2 separate regions of the Mus musculus genome follow, and region 2 is linked to region 1. The links are chromatin loops, found by intact Hi-C in ENCODE. Cell type or tissue: heart. All regions are shown on one strand.

Region 1 (2,500 bases):
TGTGTACATTCTTGCAAATGTATAACTTAGGTTCCCAGAGAGACTGTCAAAGGAAACCTGCCTTCGCCAAACGTGGGCCTCCACACCTAGGGTCCTGCAGCATTGAGGACTCCAGGGAAAGGACAAAGACTCACAGGATTCATCTCTCTGCTACTGATGTCTACCTGCCCTGTCACTGGCTTTGGCAGAACCTTCCAGAGCCTTCCCCCTCTTTGACATCCAGAGAACTAAACTATCGGTTTGTACCCATAAGCTATACTACCTGCAGAGGTACTCAGCGGCTTTTGATTACATAGGGCCTGACTTACAGCCGTCCTCAAAGAATTACACTAGTGATGGTAATGATGATGATGATATAGCTGATAATGATGGCTCTCGAAGTTGGGCTTCTTGCTTCTGCCATCCCATCCCCTGTGCCCAGCTGAGCCTTGTTGCCAGCTTGGAGCAGCCGCAGCAGTTTGATGCCAGTTTCTCTCGGGGTGCCACACTCCCTGACGCGTACCATCCAGCCTAATCTACTTTAGAGCTGTATCGAAATGAAAGATGAATAGGAGGGAGAGCTTGCTGCTAAAACATATGTGTCAGAAAATCATTATGAGTATTAAATTACAGCCATAAAATGAACCAGAACTAATCTTGCAAATTAAGATCCAATAAATTTTTTTCCAGGACACACCTTTTCTTTATGTATGTATATGTGTGTGTGTGTGTGTGTGTGTATGCAAAATAAGATTGAGGCCAGCCGCATGAAAACTGAGCGGATGACTTTGGCAGATGGCATTAGAAAGAGGTATGACAGCAGACATTTCAATGTGATAAATAGGTATGTGCTCTTGAGGGCAGGGGTGCAGGCTGGCTAGTGGATCGCTATTGCCCCTGTGCCAAATGTTATAATGATCGGATTTTACACTGATGCAACTATGTGTTTTCCATGTACAGTTTATACATGCGTGTTCCCGTCCCTCTCCTCAGCACCTCCCCCCACCCCTACTCTTTAATCCTCAGCTGGGGTCCTGCTGACATGAGAAACTAGTTCATTTCTGATAACCTCTTATTTTGGAAGAGAGGACACAGCCATTCAAATTAAATCTGAAGCTATAAACAAGCCTTTGGAGAGTTGCCTTCTCGCTGGAATAACAGGATAACACCCCCCCCCAACCCTGCGGGAGAAAAGAGACTGTAATTAGTTCATTGTCCACGAATAGGCACAAAGGAGGCGAAGCCCCGGCCTGGACTCCCTTTCAAGGGAGGATCTTGGGGCAGATGTTAATTAAGTGAGTAACTTCTACCATCTCCTGGGAATGCAGAGGAACACCACTCCCCTTCCAGAAGAGACATTGAGGAAGGGTGTGACCAAGGACATACATAAAGAGTCTCCAAAGAAGAAGAAGAAAACAAAACAAAAAGCAGGGTTCATCTCCCGCTGTCAGCCTTCCTGCCGCTGGCACTGGCAGAACATTCCAGAGCTGTTCTTCGACGCTCCCCAAACCAAACTATTTATAGCTGCGCAATCATTATAAATAAATCTGTTTATACTGTGGAGCCTTGGCCCTGCATGAGTTAAAACTCTCGGCTGGCAGCTATAAATAGCTGTTACACGCTCCAGTGTGACGACTGACGGATACGTCCTCAAATTGTGACAAATAATGACAAGTTTGTTTGACAAACATTCCGCTGACATTCATCTGATTTTGAGTAAGTGGTGCCTGCTTTCTTAATTTGGTCCCCGAGGCCCGGGAGCTGGGAGACATTCTTTATTCTCCCTCCCTCACCTCCTGCCCGGGAACTGTCCTGCAGTCCGGTGTTTTCTCCTCCTAATCAACTGGAAGGGATTGAGGCCATTTAAGGGGAAGCTTATTAAATCCACCATTTGTCTCCTGGGACAGTCCTGCTTTAGGGGATTTGCAAGGGTCTGGGGAGTTTTGTTAATGACGTGAGAGCCAGAGGGAGAGAGAAGGGAATGAGGGCCAGGCTGGAGTGTTGGGCAACGCAAGGGCTTCACGTAGGATCTGAGACATAGAAGGATGGGTGTGTGGGTGGAGGGATGTGAGCCTGGTGCTCCTGCTGAGTTGTCATCTAGGTTGAGGTCTCCAGAGTCTGAGGTCCTTTCTCTAGATCAGCTGATATTAACACACATCCTGAGTTACTCAGGACCTTAAAATACACACAGGCTTTGTCACCTGTCTAGTGTCACAAGGTCCTGATGCCAGAAGAGCTGGGACAAACTAAACTTCTGCATCCAGGGCTCCATGTTCATCACAAGTATCGGCTGGTTTACTTCCTTTAAAGCCCTCAGAACCATACCTGCCTGTGACTAGCACCCTCCAAGGGCCGGCAGTTTATGGGAGCAGCCAGCACCATCTCCTATTCTCTAGTGCTGTCAGTGTTGACTTTGCCAGGGTCACCTGTACTGCCCCTCAGTGTCCTCATGGGCATGTCTTCTCTCTAGGTGCTCTCTCTTGTTTGCTGTATTGCATTCTCCCCATGTGTGTTCTTTGAG
Region 2 (2,500 bases), 54 kb after region 1:
AGGTTCGTGCGTATGACAGCCTTCCGAGGAAAAGGATGGATTCTTAGAGATGTCAACCGCAGCATCAGCATCACAGACTAATCAGGTGTCAAGCACACTGGCTACTTACCGCGATGCCAGTCCACTGCTGAAGTCGGACCACTGCTGAAGTCACTGACTGTGAGGGTTAACTTTTACAGACAGCCTGACTGAACTCGTCATCTGTCACCTAGGAGAGACATCTCTGCACGTGTCTGTGAGAATACTCAGGAAGGGTCAGCTGGGGAGCAGAGACCCACCTGGGATGTTGATGGCACCATTCCAGGTACTGTACAGACTAAAAATGCACAGAGGGAGAAACCTATTGAGAGCCAGCATTGATCTCTCTGTCACCATCCCCCATGATATAAGCAAGCAGGCAGCCTCCTGCTGCCAGGCCTTCCCTGCCAGGATAGACCGACACTCAGACCCTTGCAAAATAAACCTTTCCTCCCCTGAGTTGCATCCCACCAGGTTTTTGCTCACAGCAGAGAGAACAATAACAGATACACCCATACAGATATTTTCCGATGAAATTAGAACCACCACAAAAGGAAGTTTTCACTTTATACAATTCACGCGGCTTTCATCCAATGGGATGGATAAAAACACTGTTTTGAGCATCTAGGTTAATAATATACATCACTGACATAAAGAAACGGAGAACTGCTGTAAGATAAAACAAACCTCTCCCGGGCCTTACGTTTTTGGTATAGAATCAGCGATGCTGTGAATGGCTCTTGTCCACACATTCTTCTGTTGCCAAAATGGGCCTTCCTCCTAGAATGACAGCCAGGCAGACGCTCAGCAACTTCCCCAACCATAGCTGGATGCAGCGATTGTCACAAGTGATGAAATATGATTAGCAAATTACAGCTCTGGTGTTTTATTTTAAGGGCACATAAAGAAAATGAATGGATTGAGCCGTTTTGCATTTTTTTTCCAGTTGAATCATTTAAAAATGACTGGGTAATGGAGAAGGCAAGAAGGATGGCTGGAAGAAAAAGGCACAAATAACACGCCACTTCACAGCCTATCAGCATAATTCATCCTTGCCTCCCGTCCCGAACTGTTGTACGGTGTTGCTGTACATGGCTAAACAGCTGCCATTTATTTCTGGCATCTTTATTTTAGCGCTGGAAAAATTGGCCTGGAATTCTCTTATTTTGTTTCATATAAAAGGAAAAAGATCACATGGGAGCCGCATCCTAGTTTCACATGGTGTTGTCGTTACTACTTAGGTCGCCCACAGGACTTGAGTAAAGGAGTCAACTCATCCTGTGGGTGTAGGATGTGTCCTGTCTTCTACCTTCAATAACTGCCCCGCTGCAAAGCCCGGGGTTTGTGAGATCCTGTCAGGATCCTCCAAATGCCTCCTACAGGAAACAGCAGCTGCTGCCTTTTGTGTCTGTGCTCCAATCCTAGACTTAGAACTCTTTACGCCTCTCCCACAGAGTTGGCAGGGAAGCAAAATTCCATAAGCCCCTTATTTCTCATTTATACGTGCCATTATAAAATTAGAGGCGCATTCCTTTGGAAATAAATTTGGCACTGAAACGTGACTACTGAAGCCCAGTTAGGGATATAGTGTGTTTGAAATTGTGAGGACTTGAAAGGCTAAGCAGGAAGAGGGCCATGAGTTCGAGGCCAGCCTGCACAGTTTGAGGCCAGGCTGACTACAGTGAGAGACCCTGTCTCCATAAACAATGAGAGAGGCAGGATCGTCAGAGGGAGAAGAGAAGGAGGAGGAGGGAAGGAAAGAGAGGGGATGGTGGGAGGGAAGAAAGGAAGTTTTAAGTACATATTTCAGACAGTAAAGTTATAATACTCAAAATGACTATAAAAAAGAGACTTGGGTGTGAATTCAAGCTCTACTGCATGCCAAACCCAAGATTTGGGAAAGTCATTTATCTTTACAGAAGTAAAGAATTTTTAAAGTGGATTAAGAAATATTACTTTATGGTACAAGTAGATTAAAGGGCATGGTAATATTTGGTAGAAGATATTATGATTATGATATGGGTTCAACACTAGTATTGCTCAAGTTAAATGCATGACTAAAATTGGATTATAAGGCAGGATGATGAAGCTATACCAATAGGTCATGAAGCAGCATTGATTAAAACAGTTTCTCCTTTCTGAATGATTCTAAATGCAAATCTTATGTTGTTCAGACATGTTAGAAATCTCTGACTTGTGGCTCAGTGAACAAGTAGCTTGCTATGCAAGTGTGAAGACTCCAATTGGATTGCAAGAGCCCATGTAGAACTGGGCACAGTAGTGAACATCCCAGCCCTCCTATGGGGAGATGAGAGACAGAGACAGGAGGACTTCTGAAAGCTCGGGAGCCAATGAGCTTCGTGTACCCAAAAGTGAACAAGAAATCTTGTTTCAAGCAAAGAAAGAAAGCAAAGACTGACATCTGAGGTTGTCTTTTGCCCTCCATGTGAATGCCATGACACGTGCATCTGTGTACACACAC

The links. Peaks named below come from ENCODE experiments on the same cell type or tissue, not always from the same donor. Only the 100,000 strongest peaks of a DNase experiment are listed, where the experiment ranks them.
Region 2: a loop joins it to region 1, with 4 times the contacts of the local background. A loop is called at or near these places in 6 of 42 quality-filtered maps.

What each region holds. Positions count from the first base shown.
Region 1 is chr13:44,227,454-44,229,953 of GRCm38, forward strand. No RefSeq gene overlaps it. Among named protein-coding and RNA genes, the nearest start is that of A330076C08Rik, 12 kb to the left of the region's middle. In heart, a CTCF peak has its summit at 1,292; a DNase peak (open chromatin) is centred at 1,288; H3K4me3 peaks cover 903 bases; H3K27ac peaks cover 1,996 bases.
Region 2 is chr13:44,281,726-44,284,225 of GRCm38, forward strand. No RefSeq gene overlaps it. Among named protein-coding and RNA genes, the nearest start is that of Gm29676, 23 kb to the left of the region's middle. In heart, no CTCF peak of the experiment used is centred here; a DNase peak (open chromatin) is centred at 1,396.